Linked DNA regions of Mus musculus: regions 1, 2, 3, 4, 6 and 7 are each linked to region 5. Evidence: chromatin loops called from intact Hi-C (ENCODE). Cell type or tissue: left cerebral cortex. All regions are shown on one strand.

Evidence for each region. Peaks named below come from ENCODE experiments on the same cell type or tissue, not always from the same donor. Only the 100,000 strongest peaks of a DNase experiment are listed, where the experiment ranks them.
Region 1: a loop joins it to region 5, with 2.4 times the contacts of the local background. A loop is called at or near these places in 10 of 42 quality-filtered maps.
Region 2: it touches region 5 in a loop (2.3-fold over the local background); 10 of 42 quality-filtered maps call a loop at or near these places.
Region 3: a loop joins it to region 5, with 2.9 times the contacts of the local background. A loop is called at or near these places in 12 of 42 quality-filtered maps.
Region 4: it touches region 5 in a loop (6-fold over the local background); 17 of 42 quality-filtered maps call a loop at or near these places.
Region 6: a loop joins it to region 5, with 2.4 times the contacts of the local background. A loop is called at or near these places in 8 of 42 quality-filtered maps.
Region 7: it touches region 5 in a loop (6-fold over the local background); 37 of 42 quality-filtered maps call a loop at or near these places.

What each region holds. Positions count from the first base shown.
Region 1 is chr7:117,540,312-117,544,311 of GRCm38, forward strand. The region is part of intron 2 of Xylt1 (xylosyltransferase 1); the gene reads left to right. Among named protein-coding and RNA genes, the nearest start is that of Xylt1, 160 kb to the left of the region's middle. In left cerebral cortex, no CTCF peak of the experiment used is centred here; a DNase peak (open chromatin) is centred at 1,626.
Region 2 is chr7:117,434,405-117,438,404 of GRCm38, forward strand. All of the region lies in intron 1 of Xylt1 (xylosyltransferase 1), which reads left to right. Among named protein-coding and RNA genes, the nearest start is that of Xylt1, 55 kb to the left of the region's middle. In left cerebral cortex, no CTCF peak of the experiment used is centred here; DNase peaks (open chromatin) are centred at 1,860 and 2,689; H3K27ac peaks cover 1,449 bases.
Region 3 is chr7:117,548,670-117,552,669 of GRCm38, forward strand. Xylt1 (xylosyltransferase 1) reads left to right here. Exons shown (of 12, transcript NM_175645.3): 3 at 1-428. Among named protein-coding and RNA genes, the nearest start is that of Xylt1, 170 kb to the left of the region's middle. In left cerebral cortex, no CTCF peak of the experiment used is centred here; a DNase peak (open chromatin) is centred at 2,407.
Region 4 is chr7:118,100,250-118,104,249 of GRCm38, forward strand. No RefSeq gene overlaps it. Among named protein-coding and RNA genes, the nearest start is that of Rps15a, 14 kb to the right of the region's middle. In left cerebral cortex, a CTCF peak has its summit at 2,204 (motif pointing left); DNase peaks (open chromatin) are centred at 2,202, 2,722, 2,983 and 3,504.
Region 5 is chr7:117,381,470-117,385,469 of GRCm38, forward strand. Xylt1 (xylosyltransferase 1) reads left to right here. Exons shown (of 12, transcript NM_175645.3): 1 at 1-51. Among named protein-coding and RNA genes, the nearest start is that of Xylt1, 2.5 kb to the left of the region's middle. In left cerebral cortex, a CTCF peak has its summit at 2,231 (motif pointing right); DNase peaks (open chromatin) are centred at 416, 819, 1,047, 1,904 and 1 more place; H3K4me3 peaks cover 3,288 bases; H3K27ac peaks cover 2,126 bases.
Region 6 is chr7:117,488,615-117,492,614 of GRCm38, forward strand. The region is part of intron 2 of Xylt1 (xylosyltransferase 1); the gene reads left to right. Among named protein-coding and RNA genes, the nearest start is that of Xylt1, 110 kb to the left of the region's middle. In left cerebral cortex, no CTCF peak of the experiment used is centred here; DNase peaks (open chromatin) are centred at 2,096 and 3,143.
Region 7 is chr7:117,621,184-117,625,183 of GRCm38, forward strand. Xylt1 (xylosyltransferase 1) reads left to right here. Exons shown (of 12, transcript NM_175645.3): 6 at 737-817. Among named protein-coding and RNA genes, the nearest start is that of Gm34762, 140 kb to the right of the region's middle. In left cerebral cortex, a CTCF peak has its summit at 1,804; DNase peaks (open chromatin) are centred at 585 and 1,774.

The sequences.
Region 1 (4,000 bases), 160 kb after region 5:
GGCAGCATCCCCTCAGGTCCAGCACCAGCTCCTGTGATCACATCTCCTCATTTCCCATGCAGAGGCTTTCCAAAAGCTTGGATGCAAGTGTGGCTGTCACTGTGGACACAGACACGTCCTCTGCCAGCCCAGGCCCAGGTGTAAACAGGAAGTGTCATTGGGGCGCTTGCATTGTGCAGGGGGCAGCTTGAGAGACCACGGCCTTCTGCGGGAATCTAGCCAATGAAAACATGTTTGCAAACCCCTGACTCTGGTCGGTGGGCCAAGGCAAGCAGAGACTCATAAAGGAGATTTAGGGCAGGAAGGTGGCATATTCATTTGTACCTCCACACAGTAAAAATAATTTATTGGCAGCTGCTGGGAGCTTTAGTCTGAAATCACATGGCTGGCAATATGAAGACCTTTCTTTCTTTTTCTTTTTTTCTTTCCCTAACCCAAGTAGCCTGGACTTTCAGATGAAGAGACATCATTGAATTTGTAGTGTGTTTTTGTGTGGATGCATGTGTGGATGCCTGTGTAGATGTGTACAAAATGTGCATATGTATATATGTATGTGTATGTGTGTATATGCAAGTGTGTGGTATACATATATGTGTATGTGTATACATGCATATGTCTGTACATGTGTATATGTGTTTTATATGTATAACTTGCATTTATGTCTGTGCATGAATGTATGCATGTCTCTTTGTGCATGCGTAGTTCATGTATGCCTCTGTGTGTGTGTGTGTGTGTGTGTGTGTGTGTGTGTGTGTGTGTGGTGTGTGCATGTGCATGCTTCTATATTTCTTTATTTACAGGTGTCTTCCTTCACTGATGCTACAGGCCTCAGGAGTATTTCCTCAGAGGCTGTGGTAATGAGCTCACCAGCGTGCCATTTATCACCCACTTGTGGCAAGGGGAGGGGGAGGAGTCTCAGAGGCAAAGGATGAGTTGTGGATAGGGATGTCTTTCATCTGCTGGAGACCCATTTGTCTCCTTAAGTGCCTGTCCCACAGGGACCTGGGTAGGAGTTTGTGGAGAAGGGTGAGGGCTGGGACTGAGCAGATATGCAGAGGTTGAAGCAAGAGAGGCCAAGGAAGGAACCCAGAGAAAGATGACCCTGGAGGCAAATAGGGTGTTGAGATTTAAATCTGCCTGGGGCCAGGGAAAGAAAAGGCCAGGAGATAGCAGGGAACTGAATCTGAGGCAGCCAGGCAGGTATTCCTGCTGACATCAGTTGATGAGCCTGCATGTCAAAGGTTGGCACATACCAGGCTGCCATTTTCCAGGAGCATCAGCAGAGATGGGGTCTACCCCTGGGATCAATTTGAAAACACATGTTGCTTTTGAAGAGCCATGGACCCAGACTGCAGGGCTTGTGGCCATTCTGTGTGATGCAAGGCCACTTCATAACTCCACTGTTTGTACCTCTCTCTCTGGAAAGCCTTTCCTTGTTAATTCTCCCTCCAGCCACCCTCCCCCTCCCAGCTTGCTTCTCCGGTTTTAACTTCTGCAACTGGTTTGGAACTCAGAAAAGGCAGTTTCAATGCAGACTAGTGTGGTGTCCTTGCCAGCATCCCCACCCCCACCTCCGTGGAATGTAAGCAGGTGCCAACATAAAGATTTTCGGTGCCATGTCCTAGTGGGCATGGCTCTCATCATGTGTGGGAGGGTCTCCAGCCTCAACAGTCTCTGACATCTGATTCTCATTGGCTCAGACCTTGCCTGTGATCTCCCAGTGACACCCCCCCCCCCCAGCCTGGTTATCTTGGCCTTTGCTTCTTCATGGGAAGTCGAGCCTGCTTGCCTGCAGAAAGCCGACCAGGGCTTTGAGAATCCTGTGTTCTCTGTTGTCTGAAGTTCTGTCCTTCTGCCATGAAGACACCATAATCAACAGAAGCAGGTGTAAAGGAAATCCCCTTTAGTGTTTTCCAGGGGGAATTTCATGGACAGATATGTGGCTGGACTTCTGCCAACCCCTGACCTATCTTTTAAGATTCTTTCATTTGTTTGTTTGTTTTGGAGTGCATGTTGCTGGGACTATTAGGCAAGTTGAGCCTGGGTCCTGTGCTAGAGTCTGACAAGACTGTCATCTTACACGGTGACCTTTTTGGGATAATCGAGTTAAGAATCTATTGATTTCAAAATAAAGAGAACCCCAGTGCAAAATGATTTAATCAGACTTGAGCCCATGGCTACACATTCAGCTTGTGGGTGTGTGTGCGCATGTGGAGTGCCAACATCCATGGCCAGGGTCTTCCTTCCTGCCTTATTTTGGCAACGTGGTTTCTCAGTGAACCTGAAGCTCAGTGATTTGACTAGACTCCCTGGCCAGTGTGCTCCAGGGATCTGCCTCTCTCTGCCTCCCCAGCACAGGAGTGCAGACAGGCACCACTATACCTGGACTTTTCATTGGGTTCTGGGGAACACTTACCTGGAAAGCATTTGACCTGCTGGGCCATCTCCCCAAGTCTCCTGCATTTCGGCTTTTAAACAATGTATTCTAGGATCTAGGTGTACTGCCACAGTCAGATCATCCCAATATTATGGAGGCTGAGCCAGGAAGACCGTGAATTGGGTGCAAGCCTGCGAAAATAGAGAATCTAAGAAAAGGAAGAGAAGGGAAATTAGAAAGAAGGAGGAAGAGAAGGCTGACAGGGAAGATTGTAGGGTGTGCAGGGAGGCATGAAGCAGCTTGTGTTGGGACTTCCCGGTACTCTGGGTTGCGTCCGCTTTCTCCCTCTGCGGCCTTTGTTTTCCTTTCCTATTGTGTATGCAGCATTGTCTTGTCTGTGACATAGAAAGAGCTAGAAAGTGTAGGGTTAGATGTTCCCGGGGTCTTGGTGGTCTTGGGAAGAGGGAACAGGCACGGGCTCTAAGCCAGCATGTCCTTTGGCCTCTGCAGCCTTTAGCCCCGAGGAAATTCTCTCTGGGGCAGCAGTCCAGGCAGATCCGGTGATCTTGCCTTTGGAAAGAGGGCAAAGCAGCCAGAGGCAGGCTGATCAGGCTTCAGGGCAGGCAGGAAACCGAACAGTTTCAAACACCAGGGAAACACCCGAAACACCAGAAGTGTCCATACAGCTTGTGTGGCTCTACAAGTGTCGGTGGCACACTCCTGTCATCCCGGCAAACTCACCTGGCCTCTGGTTGGTGCGCATGGACATTAAGTCCCTTCACTCCCAGCTGGGCACAGGGCTGGTTTCCATGTGTTGGCTAGAGTCAGTGTCCTGCTTTTTCAGATGGGTGACATATCTTGAGTTTTTCTCCCTATTTTTCCTCCCCTACCCTTCTCCCCCCCCTTCCCTCCTCCCTTTCATCCCTCACTCTGTCCCCTTCCTCTCTGTCCCTCCCTCCCTCCCTCCCTCCCTTCCTTTCTGTGGTTCCTATGGTGTCAAAAATTTAACCTAGTGCCTTGTACATCGTAGGCTATCTGTCTTCTACTAAGCTATGTTTCCAACCCTTTTCACAATTTCTTTATTTAAACTTTGAAGTAGAGCCTCTGTGAGTTGCCTGGGCTGGCTTTGAACTCACTCTAAAGCCTAATCTATAACCTTAGACTTATAACCTAAAACCTATAACCTTTCTATCGGTTCCCCCGAGAAGATAGGAAGACAGGCCAGTGCCACTGGACCAATTAGCCATGAGATTTTTAAGACAGGCACTTGAAGGGGACTAGACCCGTCATGGAAAGGCAGCTCTGAGCAGATGGAACTTTGCAATCTTTCCAATCTCTGGAAACCAATGTTGAGGCCTTGATGAAGAAAAGGCTCAGGATGAGGGGTTAGTCAAGGATGGAGGGCCTACTGGTCTCAGAGGCCTCCCTCTCTGAACACATTCAGAACTTTTGGGGGTCCAAATCCATGGTATCCCCTCAACAAACATCTTCAATAGCAGCTTCTTTCCATTAGTCACAGGCTCTATCTCCTCTACGAATTTCTGAAAGGTCAAGAAAAGAATGTGAATCCAAAGTCCAGGCATACAGAGAAGCCTGCAAGATGAGCAAATCATCAACAGACTC
Region 2 (4,000 bases), 53 kb after region 5:
TCTATGTCTGTGTCTGTGTGTATGTGTGTGTCTGCGTCTGTGTCTGTGTCTGTGGGTGGGTGATTGTGGGGAGCCGGGTCATGGTTTTTTCTAGATATCTTGCTTCCAACCTTATTTTTTGAGATGGGTCTCTCTGGAGCTCATAATTTCAGGCAGATTAGCTGGGCAGTGAACCCCATAGATCTTGCCTCAGCCCCTCTATGCCTAGGATTATAGGCACGGGCCACTCTGAAGCTTTTCATGAGAGTGCTGGGGTTCAAAGCCAGGTCCTCATGCTTATACAGAAAGCATTTAGCTCACTGAGTCACCTCCCCCTGCCCCGCCCCCCCGCCCCGCCCCCGCCCCGGCTGAGGCACAGGTAATATTAAAGCCAAGATCTCACAGGCATCTTAAAAGAAAGCGGTGCTGTCCCCATGTCAGGGAGCTGGAGACTGAGGCGCTAGCTCGGGGCATGAGATCTGGAAGTGACAGGAAGAAATCACACTTAGTTCCATGCACCTCCTGGAAGGTCACTCGGCTTAGGAGGCTCAGGTCACGTAGCACTGCAGTGAGCGGAGACCCACAGACTGGGCCTGCTAAAGTGGGGAGGAGGAAGAGGAGAATGAGAAGGAAATGGAGGAGTGAAAGGGAGGGGAGGAGACGAAAGGAAGGGGCTTTTAGAAGGTGCCTAAGACGGCCCTTGTGGGCAGGCTGTGGACAGATGGTCTGTTATGCCCCCTTCCCCTTCCTTGCTTCCTCTCAGCCTCCAGGCTGTGTCCAGTGATATTCACTGAATAGGCATTGGCAAATAAGGAGATGGAAAAATGACTTTTTGTTGCCTTGACTCAGACAAACCATCCTACTGTCTGGCATCTCCACTACTGTCCCGACCCTTGACCCCACAGATGAGCGTAAGGGAATTTGGGTGTCTGCCTCTTTGCCTTTCCAGATGAGCACAGTGCTCTCCAGATGCTGGCTGCCTTCTCAACCTGCATCTCCTCGTTTCTGCTGCTCCCAGGTTTCCTAGGCCCCAGTAGTGTTTGGGTGGCAAATGATAGAGATCAACTTGGTCTCTTCAGGGCCCTCAGAGTGAGCTGGAAACTCCTAGAGAGTTCACAGAAACTGGTAGAGTCCTTGGAGAGAGCAAATGCTGTTCTCTGGCTCACACAGCCACGAGTTACCTCAAGAGCTGTGGAGAGTTTGCAGATCTTGAAGATACGTTGCTGGAGTGTGGAGGCTGCTTCACCTGAGGCTTTCTTCTCATGGGTGCCAGCAGTGCCCTCTAGCACATAGTAGGTGCTCAATAAGTGTTTGGTGTCTATGTGCTGAACTCACAAATAGGAGCTGACTTCAAGTGGCCATTCTCCTGTGTCTGGCTATGGTTACAGGTACAAAGAAGGAAGAGAGTTGGAACAGTAGTTTCTATTACTCTATTTCTGGCTCGTGTTATGCCCTGGGGCTCCAGATTTGGCCTCTGCTGGCTTCAAGCCCACTTCTCAGCCACTATAGATGACAGGGAGCCTACTTGTTCTGGTCTAGCCTGAGTACCTCCTGGCTCATAGGCCCCAACTGTGAATGGATGTCTGTGAGAAGTTGCATCAGCTATCCTGGCTGCCCACAGCAGCCGAGGCCCTCAGAGGAAGATTCCAGAAGCCATCTTGGCTTCTGCTCTCCTGAATTCCATCTCCCCAGGGCTCCCAGTGGGTGAGAACAAGGGCTAACTGTGACAGAGCCCTGCACCTCTGGGTAGGGTGTGTAGCGGATGGAAAGTCAGCCGCCTTGGCCTTGTGACTCGCTTTATACCGTGGCTTCTGAAACCCTTCTCCCGCCACCGGGCCTTGGCAGCCACATGGAATCCCAAGAACTGAGCGGGCCTTGTGTCTGCTGGGAGGAAAGATGTGAAAATGAGGGCTGGAGCAGACACAGGGCTCCAATGCCAGGAGAAACAGAGCACGGTGTTGTGTGCAGGAGGCCGAGCTGACAAGAACCACATTCAGTGACTAGCAGGACTTGGCTCCATGCTGTGGAGGCCTCCTAAGCACAGGGCGACATTGATCTTAGAGGTGTCTGTGGCCTGGAGAAGGAGCACAGGAGGTGAAGCTGTCTACTCAGGCAGGGGGGTTCTGCACACTGACTTTCCAATCTGGTGGTGATACCATCTTTGGTATTGTGTGTGAGTGGCGTCCCCAGAAGTGCGCAAAAGGATAGCTTGTCCGAAGATGGGTTGGGGACAGGGATGTGTGCATTTTATGCCTCTCTTTCTGAGACAGGAGTCTCATGGAGCTGAAGTAGGCTTCAAACCTGCTGTGGTAACTGTCTGATCCTCCTGCCTTCATCTATCTAAGCTGGGATTACAGAGGTATACTGTATGTCTGGTCTATGTGGTGTGGAGGCAGGCGGGGGTGGGGGGATTGAACCCAGGGCTCCATGCAGGATAGAAGGCACTCTACTCACTGAGCCACAATCCTACCTGTGCCCTTTTTGTAGCTCTAGGCTGCTTTTGCATGGCTGTGTGAGCAGAGTATTCTTTGTGTGCATGTTCACATATGCTGGAGTGTGTGCTAAAAATGTTCCTGAGACAAGGAGGCAGCGCACATTTCAAGCCCGACTTCCCCGGTTGCTTACCATATAACTCTGAAGGATTAGTCTGGCAGTAGCCAGCCTTGACTTTCTCCCCATGTGGAATGAGTGGGCACCACACAGGATAGGGCAAGTGTTTCACTATGGCAGTGCCTGGCGCTGGGTGAGCTGGTGATGAGTTCCCTTCTGTTGCTTTGATGCTGTGCTGTGTGTGCGCACACCGCAGAAGTGTGCAAACGAGAAGCTCTGTGGGCCGCATATCACGCTGACAGCAGTGACAAGGACATCTTTTCCTCTTTCCTTCTACGGGAAAGGGCCGTCAGTTTTTGCTCTGGTGGGAGGAAAGCTGAAGCCCAGGAGCCTTTGGTTACTGATGGGACTGCCCAGCTTGTCTACTTGCCAGCTCTAGGGCAGGGTAGTGGTGTCTGTCCTTTTCCGAGTCCCCCGTGTTGATTTTGTCTCACATATGTTTGTCATGCTATTTGAGCTTTCAGTCATCCCACCTCCAACACACACACATACACAGGTAGAAATACATACAAGCTCACGTATGAACATACACATAAGCATATACATGCATATAGAAGTATAATCATACACATAAGTACACACACACACACACACACATATATATATATATATATGCACTATAATCTCATGCTGTACCCAAATCTCTCCTCTCTCTCTCTCTCTCTTTCTCTCTCTCTCTCTCTCTCTCTCTCTCTCTCTCTCTCGTTACAAGATGCTCCAGATTGTATCTGAAGTCTATCTTAAGCAGTCCCCAGCAGTGCTCAGGCAGCATCTGTCCTAGCATGCCACCTTCAGGACCTCCTCAGTCCTTAGGTTCTCCCTGTGAGCATCACCTTCTTGGAGCCTGGTAGTGGCTATTCTCTCTTTCCCACAGGAGGCACCTGATGCATGCTGGGAGACCAACTCAAGGCATCATCAGCCCCTCGGGTGTTGGGGCTGAGCTCACAGGGCACTCTCTAGGACCCATGGTGTGTGGCCCACCCCATGTACCACACAGCTTCATCTCATCACCTCTACATAGGAGTGACATTTTCTAGCAACACTCCCGATAGTCGCCCTCAAGTTGGAAGCCCCTAGCTTCCCTTTCATTTTGTATTTCCTTATGTTGAACCATCCAGTAGCATGTTATAATGAAACCCACTGCTTTGTATGATACTCTTAACAATCAATCACAGGGGGAAAATACGAACACAGTCTGCCATGACCAGCCATTCTAACCAACTGCAGTTTCCACAACATCGTGGTCTATACCCATCATTTTAAAAAGATTTACATTTTGTAAACACTTTAAAACCTAAAACATACCTGTGGGTTGAATGTATGTGTGGTGGTACATGCCTATAATCCCAAAACAGAGGAGGCTGAGGAAGAATTCTGAGTTCGAGGACACCGGGGCTATATAAAGACAGCT
Region 3 (4,000 bases), 170 kb after region 5:
GGATAACAGCAACTTCGCCCCCAGGACCCAGAAGCAGAAACACCAGCCAGAGCTGGCAAAGAAGCCCCCCAGCAGGCAGAAAGAGCATTTGCAGAGAAAGCTGGATGCCCAGGACAAACGACAGGGCCAGTCAGTCCTGGGGAAAGGCCCCAAGGAGGTGCTGCCTCCTCGGGAGAAAGCCACAGGCAACAGTAGCCAAGGGAAGGATCTCTCAAGACACAGCCATGCCAGGAAGAGTGGTGGTGGTGGGTCCCCCGAAACCAAGTCTGACCAGGCCCCCAAGTGTGATATCTCTGGCAAGGAGGCCATCTCAGCACTGACCCGCGCTAAGTCCAAGCATTGTCGCCAGGAGATTGCAGAAACCTACTGTCGCCACAAGCTGGGGCTGCTGATGCCAGAGAAGGTGGCTCGATTCTGTCCCCTAGAAGGTAGGTCTCTTTCTCCTGTCCCTGGCCCCATCTCTCTGCCTTCTCAGGCCCTCTGAATATAGCCACACTGCACCTCAAACCCTGACCACAAGATCTGGTTTGTCTGGGAACTCTGAACTCCTGCCGTCTGCTATCAAGAAAGTTTGACAAAATCATGACATGTGATAGTATCATATGACCTGTTCCCTTTAGCAGATATGATCTCGGTGTCTGCAGATGTGCTGTGCTGTGTTCATAGCTATCTGGAATTTACAGGCTACAGAAATTAGAAAAAAATTAGACTCTGTCAGACGTAGGCTTTTTACGTATGCAATATTGTACAGCCCCAACATTACATAAAAAATTATAAGTCACCCAGAGATTATTTGAAGCATAGAGGAGGATGTGCAGGATATAAGCAAACACCATACCATTTCATCTAAGAGAAAGGACACTGTTAGATATGGGAATTATAGGGTCTGGTTCCCAAATCCCCATGGATCCTGAGGGACACCTCTTCATGGTTCTATGTATCCATACAGTTTATTAGACGGGTTGTGGTCCCAAGCTCCAAGTGTCCCAAGGAAAGATGGGAAAGGAAGGCTAACATGGCCTTCACACATTCCCTCTTAGTCAAGTTCAGCGTGACCTTTTGAGCTTGTAGCAGCAAATATGCATCTATGCAACACTTCCTGTTCAATAGACAGATTTTAGAAGATTCTCCCTTCCCAAGCCTCCGTGTGGTCCAGGTGGTTCCTGTCTGTGTTCTTGATTGCACTTGGCACTTTGTGTGCAGCAATAATTAAGTGGAATGCAATGTTTCCAAGAGCTGTTCTTAGCCAGTGCCAGGCAGGGGCATTTTGGAAGTCTGAACCAAGGTAATACGGCTCCTGTCACGCTTAGAGCTTGCATGCTTGCTCCCTGAAGGGCCAAGTAGCAAATCTGTATGGTCATTGGGCTGTATATCTTTATCACAGATCTTAAGAGACAATACACAAACATCAATGCACTTGGTTAGGTTCCAGTGGATTCAGACTGCTTTCCAGATTGCAAGAGGCTTCCATCCAGGGCATCTAATTTAAGGTAGAAATTTCATGAAGTCAAAAAGACATGCAATACATCTGACCTATGGAATGTTGTAGTATAGTCTGGTCCACCTTAAATGTGCTGAGAAAGTTTCTGAGCCTATGGTTGGTCAAAGGCAACAAAAACAAAGCTTAGATTAAGACAATGTGTTGACTGCCTTGTGTAAGGTAGTAAATGCTGCAGTGAAAGGGGGAAGCAGGATAGTGCTGGGATGAATTTTCGTTCCCAATGTTATCAAGTTGAAAAGCCGTACGTCATCCATCATTACGCTAAGAATCATCCGTAGTCAGTGCTGTTCTATCTCCGGGAATCCTTTTCTGAGGAAGCTGAGGCTCAGACAGGTTTAGGATTTGGGTGGAGGCATCCACCTAACAGACAGCAAAGCCGGTATTGGAATTCAGGATGAAGAGTCTGAGTCTGCTTCCACAAGTTTGATAGTCTTCAGGGGGGAAACAGATTCTCACTTCAGCTTGAGTTATACAAACCCCAAAGAAATTTAGCTGCCTGAGAGGTGTGCCCCCTTCTCCTCAGTACAGTCTGAAGGAGAAGGGAGGGTGTCAGCTGAGGAAACAGGGAGCCTGTGGCAATAATGGGGGGGCATGTGTGCCAGACTGGAGTGCCTGCATTTGCATCTCAGACTTCCTCTGCAAGCTCTGAGATTTTCGGCAAGTTGCCTGCCCTCTCTGTGCCTTGGTGTTGTATTTATTCATCGCAGAGGGTTTAAAGACTGCACAGTTAAGTGAATGTACCTGGTCACTGCTGCACATTACGCAGATATGAGCCTTAACGCTTACTCCACAGTCATCCACCACCGAATAGCAGCCTTCAGCGTTTCCCGTGCTTCTCCTGGGTCGTGCTGAAATGTCTGCAAGCTAGCGTGAGCTCACTGGGGCTGCCTGCGGGGTTGGCTGTCTCTGCCTTGGCGAAGGTGGCATGCCCTCCAGGGACCTCCAAACTGGTTAATGGAGTTGGCATTTAAGACACATGGCACACCAGACCCACGATGCTTTAATTTCCTGCACCGTGGCCTCCCCTTTGCAGTAAATTTACTGTGAATAGACTAATTGCAAAATAACTCTAATTGGGTAGTTATCAATGAACAACTTCCCGTGAAACAGAATGGCTTACAATTAATAGCATTTAAGCCATAAACTATTCTTCTGCGAAAAGCAGGGATGTAATTACACCCCACAGGGAGATTGCCTTCCCTTCTGGAAACCATGACACCCGGAATTCCGTCTGCTCTGGAGGGATGGGCTTTGGCCTAGTGGTCCTTTTTTATCTCTTGCAAAATGAGGAAAAGAGGCACAATAGGGGGAACACTTGACATCAGACAATATAGGAACCTCGCTGGTCCTCCCCACACAGAGGCATGCACTGGGCCTCACCCAGACCGTAGCCACTGAAGGCCAGTTCGTCAGAGCCTAGGGACAGATCCAGAGGAAGGGAAGTTCATTTTCCATGTTGACTTTTGTGAGGAGCTTTGTTTCTGTGTCTCCTCTGCTTTGCCTGTCTCTCAGCCTTGTCCCCACTCAGCCCAGGGGACACTCTGGAAAAGACTGGCTCCCTACAGGGCCATTCTTCCTTTTCTGACCTTTGATTTCTGCCTCCTGTAGAGAATAATCTTGAAATAAGTGAATAGAAGTCTTCCTCCATTCCATTTGAAGACGGCTGTTACCTGCTTGCACGTATACAAGGGCAGAAGACTCCTATAGACTGTCTACCAAGGAACATGCAGAGAGAGAGAGATTCTTAAGGGTTTTGTGGAAAGACCTGTCCTTGAGTATGACCTCAGAAGAAGTTGTCTCCAGATCCCCAGCAAACCCTTCCTCCCAAAGATAGGACACTCACTGCAGCCACAAAGCTGATGCGCACACACACACACACACACACATGCGTGCACGCGCGCAGACACACACACTCATGCAAGTACACATGTGCATGCACACATACATGTTTATACACAAAAATGCATATACACATGCATGCAAACACACATACACATACATGCTCATACAGACATACCCACACACATGAAATTGTATGTGAATTCTCATATGCATGTATGCACACATACACACCCATACATATGCGCGCGCGCGCACACACACACACATGTGCTCATACACAACACTCACAGAGTTGCATGGAATTCCTGTCCACCCTTTGGTCTCTCCACCTTAGGAGTCCCAAGTCACCCTGACTGATCCTTCCTGTGTTTTACGGACTATAACTCCACAAGTGTAACAGGCAAGGGCATCTTGAACTGGAAACAAAGAAGAAAGGTCGTTTTTAAATCGAGATCATGAAAGTCTAGGGCTGAAGCCACACCCCTGCCTTTACCTCATTCCCAAATCCTCTGGAGACTCAGTCTCAGCCCCTTGTGGTAGAGGGGGCCTGCCAAAGCACAAGAGCTCATGGCACAGAGGCCAGGAAGCAGAGGCAAAGTCTGAGCTAAGGGGGAAACCTTCTTCTTTTCTTTAGTCCATCTTGGTCTGAAGCCTATA
Region 4 (4,000 bases), 720 kb after region 5:
GATAGCTTTCCACTAACTCTGTCCATTTGCTTCTTTCCCTGCAAATAGTTAAGATGCTGTAACTCTTACTGAACTTGCTGGGCATGAGACATACTTTGTGGGAGACTTTCCTCCCAACCTCAACTTTCCTGTCTTCTCTTTGATCTTCTCACCTCCTGGTCCCACTTAGGACCCTGTCACTGAAGAACAAGCTGCTCCTGGTCACTGGAGGTCAGAGAGCCCTGCCTTCCATACAGATGGAACACCTCATCATGCTGGTGAGTCCTTAAACCTGTACCCTGTGCTTGTCTACCTGACTGTGTCTAACTGGACACCACAAACTCAGTGTGACCCAGACCATGTGCTGAATGACCTTCTGTGAGCACTCAGGGTGGGCTAGCTGGCAGCGGACTACTAACTGTGCAAAAAATGTTCAGTCCTCCACTTGCATAGCAGGAGAAAGCCATGCACAGCTGAGTGGATGAGCCCTTGGGGACGGAGGAGGAAGTTAGGCGGGTGAGAAATGAGAAACCCAGGTCTGGAACGTAATGATGTCCCTATGTCCCTCTTCCGAACCTTCCAAGAGCCAGCCAAGCTCATACAGGCCCAGGTTGTTTCCTGGTTGTTAGTGCTAATAAAATATTAATTTATTTACCCTGCCACCACATTTTTTAAAATTAAAAAAAAAAAAAAACCTAAAGCTTTTGAGTGCTGTAGGTCACAGCATCCCCCTAAGGAAGCAGAGCCCTAGAGCTAGGAAAGCTAGGAGTTAGCAGAAGTCGGAGTCGTCTTGGTTCTCCCTTAGGAGTGGGAGTGGGGTGGGCAGGAAGAAGCATTTGGGGAAACTTTATTGAGATCACAAGGGGCAAAAATGCCTCCAGACGATTATCTGGTTTATATTAAAAAGTGCAGCAGAAGAGAAAGTAATATTAAAACTGGGAGGCAAAGAATGAACAACACAGACGGATCTAACAGTCATTAGCACCGAGCCAGAGATGAAAGCAGCCCTGACTCCCAGGCACACCTGCAATCCCAGCACTCAGAGACTACAAGCAAGAGAGTGACAAGTTCCAGGCCAGTCTTACCAACAGGGTGAGGCCTTGTCTCAAAAACACAAATGAACCAAAGAAAGCTGTACATTCAATAAAAGCAGTGTTGGAACTGGATATGCTGGCACACACCAATAATGCCAGTTATGGTAATCTAATGGTAGTCTGAAGAAGGAGAATTGCAATTGTTGTACCATATAGCCAGATGCTCCAAAGGACGGGAGGGAAGGAGATGAGCTATGCTCTGTGTCTGGTATGACATGTATTAGTATGTGCTCTCTCTCTCTCTCTCTCTCTCTCTCTCTCTCTCTCTCTCTCTCTCTCTCTCTCTCTCTCTGTGTGTGTGTGTGTGTGTGTGTGTGTGTGTATGTGTGAGAATGGGTGGGTAGGTAGGTGAATGGGTGGGTAGTGAATAGGTAGGTAGATGGATGGGTGAATGGGTTGTTGGGCACAACCTATCCCCCCAGTCCTCAGAACAATCTTGTGGTGGTGGTTTGAATGAGAATGGACCCCAGAGGGTCATATAGTTGAATGTTTAATGTTTGACCCCCAGTTGGAGGAACTGTTTAGGAAAGATTAGTAGGTATAGCCTTGTTGAAGGAGGTATGTCACTAGGATCTGGCTTGGGGTTTTCAAAAGCCCAGTTCGTCCTCACACTCAGTCTCCCCCTCCCTCCCTTCCTCCTGCTCTAGCATCATTCATTCATACCTGCTATCATGTTCCCTGACATGATGTCATGAGCCCACCATCTGAAACTGTAAGCAAGTCACAATTAAGTTCTCTCCGTTTGTTTGTTTGTTTGTTTTTCAAGACAGGGTTTCTATGTATAGCTCTGGCTGTCCTGGAACTCACTTTGTAGACCAGGCTGGCCTCGAACTCAGAAATCCGCCTGCCTCTGCCTCCCAAGTGCTGGGATTAAAGGCGTGTGCTACCACGCCTGGCACAATTAAGTTCTCTTGGTCTTAGAATGTTGTCGCAGCAGTAGAAAAGTAGCTACGACAAACTCTCCTTGACCTGAAGGCCAATGCCAACGATACACATCCTCCCTCCTTCTGAACCTTCTTTCTGTGGCCATGAATAATTTGCCTCATCTCAACAAGGTTTCCAGTCCAGACATAGGTTAATGGCAGCAAACTGTTTCAAGATACTTGTGGTCCTGTGCTGTCACCTAGTGGAAACTCCATGAAACTGCAGAGAGGATGCTTGAAGCACTCATGGGAGCCTGGAGAGAATTTAACAAGACTCATGATGGATTGATAACTGGTTTTAATTTTATTTAACTTTTTATTGATTCTTCATGAATTTCATACATGCAACCCAACCCCACCCATCTCCTTGTTCTCTCGTACTGTCCTTCACCCTTGCAACCTCCCACCAAAAAAAAAAAAAAACCTGGTGTGGAAGCTGCAGTGTGCATGTCCCACAGTACACCCTTTTGTCCATACTCCTTTGCTTGCAAATGTTCATTGCAATGAGTCATTTGTCTAGTTCAAGGCCTCTGGCTTCTGCTACACTATCAATACTGGAAACTTACTAGGACTCCCCTTGGACACCCTACTGTCACCCTGTGTCGTGGAGATCCTGTAGCTTTAGATGTGTAGGACTTGCCCCTTCATGCTCTCCAGCAGTCCACAGATGGAGTTGATATTGGGGTGTGCCAACTCAAAGCCCTGGATCTGGGCCTGGATGGTATCTGAGCTGCTCACCTGCCAGCTCTCCCACACCCACAGCACCAGGGAAAGCTCTCCTGCACTGCAACTGTTAAGGGCAGAGCCAGTTCTCCCACTCTCATGCCCTTGGGCGGCTCTGCCACTTGCTACAGGTGGTAAAGAGTGGGGGAGGGAGCATGTTTCCCCTCACCTATGCCACCACACAACAGATAAGTGGCAGGGCCAGCTCTGCCATGCTCACACCCTTGGGGCCAGTTTACCAACAACTCCCACTACCAGGGCCAGCTCTACTGTGCTTCCTAGGTGAGGTGTAGGACCTGCAGCCGGCTAGGGGTGGATAGGGTGAGCTCTCCTACTCTCCACCTTCATGGCTAGCTCTCCTAGGGCTGGGAGGCAAGGGATGGGGCCAGCTCTGCACAATCCTCATACAATGACAGGGCAGCAGCCCAGACCAGGGACATCTGACTAGCCTTTGGTGGTAACAAAGGACCTAAAGACCAGGACCTCACTACGGCCTTAGGTGGTACTCAAATCAGGCTCCTTGATTCTCTAGTTCTGCCTCTCTTCATTGTGCACATTCTTCTGTTTCTTTCTCTTCCATCTCTCTACCACTTGGTCATCCTAGTGGTGCCCAGTCTCTGGGTGTCTGGGGTCCTCTTAGGAATGGTCTCAGAAGTGCTATACCTTGCCCATGCCATGTGGCACCAGGTGGAAGTTGTCTTGGGCGTGGTTTTGAAATCAGTTTTGAAAGGATGAAAGGATTGGGCTAGTTCAGATATGCAGATCTTGGAGTAAGTGAGCAGTGTACATATCTGGTTATCCATGGAGACAGGAGGGAGCCACCATGAGTCTCCACGTGCGAGTTTGCATCCCCATTCATCACACACCCAGGGCTTCCCCTCTCCTCTCTCCAGACTTCACACTGTGCAACTATAGCCTATGCCAGAAGGTTCAACCATACACAAGGCTTCCCCACACACCCACAGTTAAGACTATTACTTAAGCAAGAAAGACAGCTGTAAGAAGCTAATTAGGAAACCTTCAGAACAAAGAAATTGCTGAAGAAATTGACCTTGGAGAATACTAGGCCAGGACAGCTTAGAAGAGCCCAGGCAGTGACACTCTGAGATTATCAAGGTTTCTAGCAACCTGTCCCAAATGAAAATTGCTGCGTACAAGGGTCAGCCTCCTTCGACTGTGTGCACAGCTGGGAGTGTGTGTGTGCTGAGTGGCTTTAAGCAGCAGTCAGGCAAGGTGACAGACCCAGAGGTGTGACATGGCCAGTGCCCAGCAGTCTTGAAG
Region 5 (4,000 bases):
GCCCGCGCACAGCAGCCTGCCAGCCGCGGGGCACTAGCCTCCCGGGCGAGGGTAAGGTGCCCTTTGGGAAGGGGATCTCGAGCCCCGCGGACAGAGAGACAGATGGGCGACCCTACCCATGCCTCACATTGGTCTTGGCCACACAAGTCCCGATATCCGAAGGGACTCTGCGCCCTGGCTGCCTCTGACTGCCCTGGCTGCCCTGGGCAGCTGCAGGGTCGTGCACTGAGCCGCGCTGCTCTGTGCGGAGTCTGAGGACCGCCCCCTTGGGGTCTGGAAAGTGAGCTCCAGAAGAGACTCGCTTTCTAGGGGGTCCTGTTTCCTATCACTCTTTCTGGGCGTCCTACTTGCTCTCTGGGTGGGGGCGTTGATGCCTCACTCTCCACTCGAGTACGTGCATCGGATCGTGACCGGATCCTCAGCCGCTGCTCAAGGGTAGTTCTCCACGCAGCCTCTTTGGTCTGAGCTGTTTGCTGTGGGCTGAGAATGAGTGTGTTAAGTCCTCCACCATGTCCCTGGTGCCCAAATCAACACTGGGTCTTGCAAGCCTGATCTGACTTTGGGTCCTGTTTTCCCCTCTGGGAATCTACTTCTCTCTCCACCTTCCCCAGTCCCCACCTTCCTCAGTCCCTAACCTTGCCATTTCTTGCCCTCCCTGACTTCACCTCCAGGTATTGCCCCTTAGTTCCAGCTGGCTGTCTCTGACTTGACATGGGTGGTCAGTTGCACTTACTGTCTGTCTGTCTGGCCACGCTATCACCACACCTCCCAGTGTGCTTTGCTCTTCTTGGATGTGAATAGTCAGGTCTCTGAAACTGTCTTCCAGTTCTATTAGTACCATCTGGTTGGCTAGGTGGGGCACCGGCTTGTCTTCCTCTTCTATCCCCAACTTCTTTGGGGTATCTGTTTCACCTTTCTCTGAGCTAGGAGGGCAGGAGATCTGAGTCCGTAACTACTGTACAGGGTCTCTGCTCTGCGTAGGAATGAGTGTCTGTCTGTCTTTGGGCTGGTGTGATATGCCATGTGATTCTCTGTCCATCATCCCAGTTCCCTGCAGAGAACTGCCCAGCATCTGAAGGACGGTAGCTACCGGGGGAGTGTTTCTAGGATCTGTAGGAAGGGAACAGTCCTTGTTATTGCTTGTCACTCCGGCAGCCCTTGCTGAAGACTGCCTAGACACAGCTACACAGCTGTGTCAGAAGTGCTTTCTGATGTGCTTAAGTTCTTCAGGATTGTTTTGACCCTTGTTGCCCGAGCACAGCTCTTTATGTCTGTGAGCTAAAGCAGTCTCAGGACTTGATCTGACAGAGCATTTGGCTGCTCTGTAGCTACCAAGGAGAAGTCTTACCCTCACCTGTAGTGATGCTTGTGCATGAGAACCTGAGCATTCTCAATGTCCCCAAGTCCAAGGGGACCCAGGCACTCACTGCCTTTGAACTCCTGGAGTTGATCATGTGTTCCAACTGGAAAAACAAAAAACAAAAAACAAAAACAAAAACAAAAACAAAAACGCTATTACATGTTCTTCCTAAAATTGGAGACCTACTGGGAGGTGGGAGGGACTAGGCGCACTTAGTGCTGGCCCAGTGTGGAAACAGGCAGGGTGGGGAGGGGACCATGGGAGGGACTCACTGTACCTTTTGCAAAGGGGATTCAGGAGGTACTTTCAGGGTACATAGACCACCTGTTGAGATCAGTGAGAGAATTATAAAGAAAAAAGCAGTTGGTTTCTTTCTTTCCCCACCGATGGTCTGAGCAGTGATGCACAACCCCTCCATGTGTGTTCACCTAGGAGTAATCTCTCATGTCCTAGCCCAGTCACATCAGGTTTGGAATCGGAAGGGCGGGGGTGGGGTGCCACTTCCCCTTTAAACCATGTTTTTAGATCCCCAGTCCTAGCAGCGGAGCTTGTCTGCAATTTTGCTTTTATCTGTGGGTTTAGGTGTATCCTCCCGACAGTGTCCTCCAATGTCTCCATTTTTTTTAGCTTCCAATGTATATGTATATGAATACATTTTGTGCTTTTTTTTTTCTTTCACTTTCCCATTCCTGGTAGCTCTCAACTGTCCGGTCCTGCTGGTCCTGGACTTTTTGTCATATGCACGGCACTCTCCTCTCTTCCTCCTGTCTCACATCCTGCCCCAGGAGCTGCAGTGTGCACAGGATGGCTAGAGCTAGGGGTCTGTTTGTCCTCCTCAAGGTGTGCCCACCCCAAGCCCTGCCCTTTCATGGAGCTCAAGGAGACCAGAAGGGGGCAGGCTGTTCCCAAAGTCCATCAGAGCTGGAGCTTGGGATACAGGCTGAGAGAGCCACAGACTGCTAACAACTTGCCATTCATTTTTGGACCCTGCCTGGGCTGACTGTATGCATGATGCTGCAAAGGGATTCAGGGTGGCATTCAGAACTAACACACTCTCTCTCTTTCTCTCTCTCTCTCTCTCACACACACACACAAACACACACACACACACACACACACACACATTCCCTGATATTTTTCCAGATGGCTTCTGCAAATACTGTGGAATTGTATGCTAGGACAGTGATGTTCGTTTCTGTGCTGTGCTTTGTGGCAGGCTGGAGTAGAGTTGGGTGAACAGTCATGGCTTCAGTGGGTGCGTGGCAATGGGTGTCAAGCAGCTGTTACGGCTAGAGTGTTTCCAAATCCAGACCTATCTGCTTCTCCTGGCTGCTTTCCCCTCTCCCAACTTCTGAACTGCGAGCCTTTTATTTTTGGAGAGCAGTGTCTAGGTACAGAAATTGTACCTGTGGCCGGGCAGTGGAGACACATAAGAGATCATGTTGATATGCAAGCAGGATCAGAGGGTGTGTGCAGGGATAGTGGTGAAATGGGCATCTCTGTAAAGGTTTGCTAGTGCCCCCTTTCCCTCTCAGCATCTCTGAGCATTTAAGTATTAGCTTGATGCAGATTACAGCAGAGTTCTGTAGTGGGGCATTTTCTCTGGGCCTCAGTAAGAAATGAACTTTACTGTGGTCTCGGAATATAAAACGGGAGAGCACTGAGCCATAGATGAAGGGGAGTAGTGGGGAGTGAGGGGCCTGTCAGAAAGACTAGCCAGCAGAAGTGCCTTTTTAGACTCGGGAAGAAATGAAAGCTGTAGGTGTCACACCTGTATCTTTGTTTCTCTTGCTAACGTCCCCATAGTCCCAGCGTCACTCAAGGTACTTAGTAAGTTTCCTTTAAGAAATCTAATGTTTTAATGTCCTTGCCTACTGTACGCGTACAGTAGAATGCCGTTTTTGTATGATCTGACCCCTTTGAAATGCTGATTTTTTTTTTCAGCAGAGATCCCTCATTCTTCACATTACTCAGATAACTCCGGACTCTTTCAGACATTAACAGTGACTTTGGAAGAGGGTTCCAGTGGCGTTGGAGGCAAAGCTTTTCTTTCAATCCAAATGTTTGCAGAGAGAACAGAGAGCGTTTGACGGCTGATTTGTTTCCTCCACACTTCCAGTGAATTATTTTGTCTGATCGAAGCAGACAAAAAAAAAAGCAGGCTTTGTATATAGAAGTGTGTATCTTTGAGCAATATTTATCTCACTGCAGATATGTCATCGTCTGCTTTACCACACACTGGGAATGCTAAATAAAATAGATAAGTAGCAGCCACTTAATTTAATAATAAGATAATAAATACAGGCTGGATATCCATTATCTGAAATACTTTGAAGGAGTGTTTCAAAATTTGGATTGTGAAAGATACTTTGGAATATTAGCATGTAAATAAAAAGATAGGGCGGGACCCAAGATTAAACCACACAAAATAATTAACCAAAATTATTGTTTTCTTTCTTTCTTTCTCACTCTCCTTTCTCTCACTCTTATTTCTTTCTTTTGCTCCTCCTGTTTCTCCTCCTCCTGGTCCTTCTTTTTCTTGTCTTGATGACTTGTCTAGCTCAGACTAATGTAAAAATCATGACCCTCCTGCGATTACAACTATGTGCAACCACACCTGGCTTGATCAATCTTATATAC
Region 6 (4,000 bases), 110 kb after region 5:
GAAGGAACCAGAATTAGCAAAAATAATGCCTGTGTAAATACAAGTTCAAAGACCCCAGCACACTCTCTCCATAGACTCCTAAGTCCATAGCTTCCTAGACAGGTCCTGGGAGGTTATTGAGACATGTTAGTGTAGATGTGTCGCTAAGTTCCCACAGAGTGATCATGTGCAAGACTACTACTACTACTACTAGTAGTAGTAGTAGTAGTAGTAGTAGTATTTACCTGGGCACATGTGTGGAGGTCAGAGGACAACCTAATAAGATTAGTTCTTTTCTTCCATCTTTATGTGAATTCCAAGGATCAAACTCACGTTGGCAGGCTTGTATCATTGTGCAGCAAGCCCCTTTACCAACTGAGCTAGCTCACTATCTTCTGGCTTTCTTCTCTGTTTATAGCTGGATCTTTGTATGTCAATTTATGTCCATGTGGGGAATGGCACCTGGCACCTTTGAGCAAGCTAGGAAAGTACTCAGTCACTGAGCTACATAGAGTCCAACCTATGGGAAGGGCCTATTGATGTTCCTATCTGTGAGCTCTTGTCCATTTAGTGATAATGTTTGGCACTCCCAACAGAACCCCAGGGACTGGCTCCCTAGCGAAGCAGCTGTTTACAACATGTTCCAAAGGGTGAGTGAGAATTAAGTCAGGATCAGAACATATCCTTCCATACAGATAAAGCTGTTCCTGAAAACAGAGGTGGAGCGTGAGCACCAACAGGAAAAATTATAGGAAATTATAGGAGCTGATGGCGGCAAGGAAGCCGGGGGCAAGGGTCAGGGATTAGCATGTGAGGTGGCTGATGCAGAAGGAAAAGGCTTAAGTACCAAAGACCACATCAAGAGGCCCTAAATCCTCCTGTAGGTGATAGAGACCCACCAAAGGTGTCTGAACAGGAGAACCACTCACTAGGAGATCAATCTGAGATCCTTCTGCTGCTGTGTGGGAATGGGTTGTAGAGGTGAGTTTGGAGACAGAGGGGACCAAATGAGGACATTGGAAGAGCTTTCATGGTGGGTGAATGGGATGTTGACAAAAGGAGAAGAAAGAACATAGTTAAGGAGCATTAAAACAAAAATGTAGGTAAAGTGCTTGCTAACTATTCATGAAGCCCTAAGTTTGACAGCTGACACTGCACAAAACCAGGTGTGGCGCTACATGGCTGAAATCCAAGCGGTTGGAGCAAGGGGACAAGAGGATTAGAAGTTCAAAGCTGCCCTTGTCTACAGAGTGAGTTTGAAGTCATCCTGGGCTGTATATGACTCTTAACCTCAGAGAGAGGTGCAGTGTAGATAGGCAAGAATCTTACATGTGCAGGATGAGTTCAGGGGAATTGAGTTAGGAAATGGGTCATTGGGTCAATGGGTCAATAGTGGGCAGGTCTGCAGTGAGGAAGGAATTGTCCTCGGAGACAGCGGTCAAGAGCATGAGGGTCTGAGAGTCAGACCCAGGCTTATCTCACCCCTTGCTGTCTTTTGTGTGGTAGGGTTTGACTTTGACCCCAGGATCTCATATGTACTAAGAAATGTCCTGTGGAGGTTCTTTTATCTGTCTCCCTAGGAGACAACGTCTGCAGAAGGCTGGGGAGGGCACATCTCTGGGCTTGTCAACACAGACTTTGGCACCTAAGAACTCCAGGAAAATTGTTCCTTGTTCAGTCCATGGAAGATCCTCATAGGTCACTTTCTTCTCTTGACTGTGAATACGAACGAGTTAGACTTACCTGCTTCTTCAAAGGAAAACTTGTTTTGTTGGTGTTGGGGTTTTGTTTGGGTTTTGGGTGTTTGTTTGTTTGTTTGTTTGGAGGTTTTGGTTTGTTTTTGGTTTGTTTTGTTTTGAGGGGAGGCATTTGTGGGCCCTTATGGGCTGAATATTAATTTTTTATCCCAGCTGCCGTGTATTATGTAAGATCTTATAATATTTCATTATGGCTTTTTTCCTAGATATCACAGATGCAGAATATTTTATTCTGGAAGTGACTGTTAACAAATTTGTCACTCACTTCTCCTGTTGGGAAAGCTACAAGGCCTGTCATCTGCAGGGGTGTGTGAGCTTCCTCAGCTGGCACTGACAAGGTCTCAGGACTAGGGAAGGCTGACTGTGATGCAGAGATCTAAAAGAAGCCCACACCGTGGGGGTGGACACCAGCCAGGATAACCAAACTCAGCCAACCAGAACCATGCACAAAGGAAACCCTTTCTGTTTCCTCTCAGAAGGCTAAAAGACAAAGAGTGGAGAAAAATTGCACTTTATAAAGGAAGAAAAAGAAAAGTTGTCCTGGCCGTCTCTCAGTTCAAGTTCAGATTGCTGCCCCTCCACCCTCGGCACCCCAATAGCTACATGTGGGACCTCCAGTGTCCTTTCGGTCACGTCATAAAGCAGAAGTTGAACTCGATGGGGGAGGGGCTGCTGACTTTAGCTGGGTGAGGATTCCCTATGGAATTTACATGGGCTAGAGCTGTCTTCATCCTTTACAAAGTCTGTGTATCTCTCTTAGTCTTCGATATCCCAGAGAAACACATGCGTGTGTGTGCTCATGCACATGTACACACACACTCACACACACACACACACACACACACACTTCCCATGCCAGCAAGCCATAGGGATATATGATCAGTGTCCCTTGATTGCCATTGGCCACTGATCTCTTTTTCTTCCCTTTCTGTTAATCTCTCTTAGACACTAGACATTCGCTCATAATGTAGCATTATCTAGGAAATTAGATTGTTTTACTTCTCCTGCTGGAAAAGCAGTCTTAGCACAGTGCTGGACACTCTGGGAGGTGTTGTTAGTGCCTGGCCACCTGGCTTTCTGGAGGTGACTCAAACACTACCATTTCTGTCCTTGCTTTGAAAAGAATCATAACTCCACAGCCCAGCAAGTTAGGTCTCAGCACAAAACTTGAGTTGCAGCGGTATCCACCATTGGCTCACCTCCACCTTTTCCCGTAGACCAGGCACCCACCCTGGATGCTTCTTCTAGTCCTTGGTTCCTGCCCCCTTCCATCCAGAACAAGCTCAAGACTCCCCTTCTCCTCAGCAGCCTTTCACGGTGTGTTGGGAGGAAGCTGGTGACTCACAAGACGAGTTTACGAACAGCAGGAGCAAACTTTAAAGACATTAATAGCTCAGTGTGTATTTTCCTACTTACATCTCATTTGTGGCAAATTAGACTAGTTTTCCTTCCAATATATGGGTAATGTTTCTTTTTTAAATAAATTCACCAAAGTAGAAATACCAGTGGGCTGACTAGAGAGCACTAGAAAATGAAAGAATTCTCCCGCCGCACAGAAGATCAGGAAGAAGAGCAGACGGCTGATTTTTTTTTTCGGTTTCGAGACAGGGTTTCTCTGTGTAGCCCTGGCTGTCCTGGAACTCTGAACTCACTTTGTAGACCAGGCTGGCCTCGAACCCAGAAATCCACCTGCCTCTGCCTCCCAAGTGCTGGGATTAAAGGCATGTGTTACCACTGCCCAGCTCAGACGGCTGATTTAACATGGAGAAGGTGGGTCTCTTACTTGCTGGCCCCTCCTTCTACACCCCGTAACGTATCAAGAAAGAATTTTGTTTCTTTTTCTGAGTCAGATTTTTTATAAGCAAAATAGGCTTAATAATGTCTGCACCTATATCAGCCAGCAGATAGGGGTATTTGTTTTGTTTTGTTTTGTTTATTTGTTTGCTTTTTGTGGTTTTGTTTTGCCTTGCTAAAAGGCATATGTCTCTTAGGGACTGTCTTTGTAGGTATCATCAATGGATTGTTAGTACAAAAAAAAAAAAAAAAGGCCTCCTTGGAGAATTCTCTCAGCCCCACCCCCTCTTGTCTCTAACTTGTGAGATCACTCCAATGGAGGATGGGGGTGGTGTTTGCCTATCAGAGACAGAGAGCTTGAAATGAAAATCACAGAGCTCAGCTCTCACCACAGCCACTTTCCTGCTGAGGAAGACCTTGGAAACTATCGCTGTATCACTGCGGTCTGAAGCCCCCTGGAGCCCAGGCTC
Region 7 (4,000 bases), 240 kb after region 5:
CATAATGGCCTGTGCACAGCAAGTGTGAAGACCCTGAGTCTGATCTGTGGCATTGGGTTGAGTACTGATAACTACTGTTGACCATAACCAATGAAGCATATAAGACACTGTTCTTGTCCTCAGAATTCCCTGAAGAGTAGAGTGTGTGGGAAACGGATACACAAACAGCCTGTGGCTTTAACTGTAAACTTGACAAAACCTGCACTCACCTGGGTTAATGAAGGACTGTTTATATTGGGCTGGCCTGTGTCATGTATGGGGACAGGCATTGTCAGAATTGATTGTCATGGGAAGACCCAGCCACATGTGTGTGTCTCTGTTCACTGGGTAGGGGTCCTGACATGTATAGCAATGAAGAAGCCAGGATGAGCGTGACAATCAATCGCTTGTCTCTGCTCTTGACGGTGGTTGTGGTGTGTCCAGCAGTCAGCTGTTGATACACTGGCTTTCTTCATGGACAATAACCAGGGCAATAACTTTTCCCTCTGAAATTGCCCCTTTCTGGGATGTTACCACACTGCAGCCAGAATGAAACTAGAGCACAGCGTGTTTTCAGGCAATGTGACAGGCCCAGGGATAGGACCTGCCAAGAAGACACATCATCAGACTGTGTGCTGTGTCCAGAACAGGCAAATCCAGGAAAGCAGAGTGAAATCTGCTGCCTAGGACTAAAAATGGAGCAAACCCCAGTACCTCTGCAGAGGACCCTGACTTTCTCTTCTGTTTGTTTCCACAGGACAAATGACCAGCTGGTAGCATTTCTTTCCAGATATCGAGATATGAACTTCCTGAAGTCACATGGCCGGGACAATGCAAGGTAACGCACCACAGAGGTGGAAAGCTACAGCTGGGGCCTGTCTCGCAGGTAGACAACTAGGGGAAAGTTTCCTGGGTGAGAGAGAGAGCTCAAAGGGCCCTCGTGTTAGCCGAGGACAGACAGAAGCAGATGCTTCTCAGGCTCCCAGCTTTTCTCCCAGGAAATATTTTGAACTTATTCCTGTATGTGTACGTGTGTGCATGAGTGTTTAGGTGCATATGTGTGTGCAGTGGCACATGCACCTGTGTGTGTGTGTGTGTGTGTGTGTGTGTGTGTGTGTGTGTGTGTATGGGGGTGCATGTGTATGTATGCATATGCAGTGGCACATGTATCTGTATGTGTATGTAAGGGGGTGCACATGTGTGTGCAGTGGCACATGCATCTATGTATGTATGGGTGTGTACAGGTGCACATGTAACTGTGTATATATATATATATATATATATAGGGTACACATGTATGTGCAGGTATACATGCACCTGTGTGTGTTTATGTATATGTATGAGGGTATACATTTGTGTGTGGATGTACATGCACTTGTGTATGTGTATGTATGGGGGTGCACATGTGTGTAGGTGTACATGCACCTGTGTGTGTGGGAGCCAAAGGACAGCCTCAAGTCTATTCCTCGGGTACCACCCACATTGTGTTTGAGACAGGAACCCTCACGTGGGTTTAGGGGATTGAACTCAGATCTTTGAGCTTGCACAGCAAACATTTTATCAGCAGTGCCGTCTGTCCAGCCCATTTAGAATCTTTTATGTCTTGGTCCCTGGATCAGAGTAGTCATGGTTAATTCTCACTTGGTTAGTAGGTAGACTGGGGACTGCATCTCAGTAACATTCCCACATGCTGAAGGTGTCCTGTGGTCTCCACATGCATGCCATGTATGCACACCTATATACACACACATATACACACACATGTGAGCACAGACCCATACACAAACAGCATCTTTTCCTGGTGGGAGAGCGCCCCCTGGATTCTGACATTGAATACAATATAAACCCTGGTAGTTCTAGCAATCCTCACAGTCTGTTAATATTTTGCATTTGGCCTTTTTGATAATTCATGTGGGTTTGTTTGTTTGTTTGTTTGTTTGTTTGTTTTGGTAAAGTGACTCATGATATCTTCCATGAGAATCTAGATTTCCAATTAACTACGATAAACCTTGGAGTCCCTCGACCTATGTCTGACTTTGCTCAGAGCTGACATGCAATCCAATCCCATGTCCCCCAGGTCATGGCAGTTCCTGTCTCTGTTCCTGATATGACTACAATTGGGATTTGAATTTACAGTCTCTGTTTAAGAGTGTCTCTGCTGTGGCTTGTAGAGATAATAGGTTTTGTGTCTCAAAGTTTACCTTGTTATCTCACAGAAGCAAACACTAAGCTCCCTGCTTTGACCTTTCGAGGAGTCACCCCAGAATGCATGGGTTGCATTATTTCTTCTTTTACCTGTCATTTCAGCAGCTGACTCTGCATCCAATGGCCCCTTCTTGATCATATTCTTCCACTGTATTTAAAGGCACTTCAAAGCTGGTCAGTGCCCTATGAGTCCCTACCAGTTAGCATAGCACATTTGGGGCCACTAGTGGTAGAGAGGCTGGCTGGACAAACACAAATCACTGTCCCTGTGGGCAATCTCCCTGCTGAGACCCTAGTACTTTGCTGGGCTTCTTGGCCCATTGCATTTGACATTGGCTTTATCCAATGCAGAGTAAGAATTCATATTTAAATTCTCCGTAAATGAAAGGGAGGCTTCAAGAGCTCAAATGGATTCTCTCAGGTTGCCCAGTTGGTAAATGTCAGGACTGGAACCTAGGAGTTTTTGACATCAGAGGTGTGTGTTGGTTACATCTAGGGATAATTATATGGAGTGTTCATTATTAGAGGTGACCCTTATATTAGTAGTCCTCTCCCATTGGTCAAGAATAAAACCCATCTTCTCCTCCTTATAACCTATATGATTGGTCCATGCACCTTACATCATGGGCAGGAAGCCAGCTCCATTCATCAACACATGTCAAAAATCCCATCCACACTAGCAGTACTGTTTCAGGCTGACCATTCTTTAGTCTTTGCTCAGTTTCCCAAGTGCTTCTCTAGGAACTTGGTAGCACAATTAAAGTCATGGCCTTTGAGGTCCCACCTCCTAGAATGAAATGCTGATCTCCTGTGTTTCAGGCTGCATTGCACTGCTTGTGTAACTTAACCTCTCTGAGACCATGCCTTTCCCAGTAAAACGAAAAAGTCACAGTCTTAGATAGATAGGATTAAATGAGATGTTGCCTGTGATGGTGAGGATGATGATGATGGTGATGCTATTGCCATGGTAAGCATAAAACCAAAATGCTGCTGGTAGGGATGTATCCCATATCTCAAGCCCTTGCATGTACACACACACACTCAGTGTGATCCAGGTGCACCAGCAGTGGGCAGATAGTTTTAACATGGCTCAGAGCAGTATAACATATTACTACCACCTGCCTCTCAAACCCCAAAGCCCAAGTATCACAGATCAGAATTGCTCACAGATTCCTGCATTTACCCTTTACATCCTCAGCTGGGACTCTTTGGTATATAGGAATGAAGTACAATATTTTAGTGTTAATTTGTTAATAAAATGAATTGATGTTAATTGATTAATAAATGAATGAGTGAGTCACCTACAACCTTCTTCTCTTTGTTAATCGAGTCTTCCCTTACTGTATGTCAAGGCTTCCCACAGTCCATCTCCCATTGCCTCTCCCCAGTAGGCAGGGATGAGGCCAGCTTACCTCTGGTTGCCATACCACTGCTGTAGCACAAAGAATTCTTTCGGTGGTGAGTGACACAAGCCTACTTTAGGCAAACTTGTGGACAAGGAGAGTTAGTGGAACAAGTCCCACTGACTTCCGATTTGGCTGAACTGAGCAGCTGCAATGACCGCATAAAAGCGAGATGGTTCCATAGTCTTGAATGTTGACTTAAGTATCTAGCTTTAGGTTGTGACCATCAACAACTCAGTAGCTGATTTTTATCTTACAAGCAAGGAAGCTGAATATAGAGAAATGTTGGTCTCACAGAATCAGGGCAGGGCAGGGCTGGGACTCAATCGGAATGAACAGACTGTGTCCAAAGAGGCCATTCTCAAAATTCCCGCAGGATGTCATACCTTCCTATGTGCCAGCCCTGCTTTGTG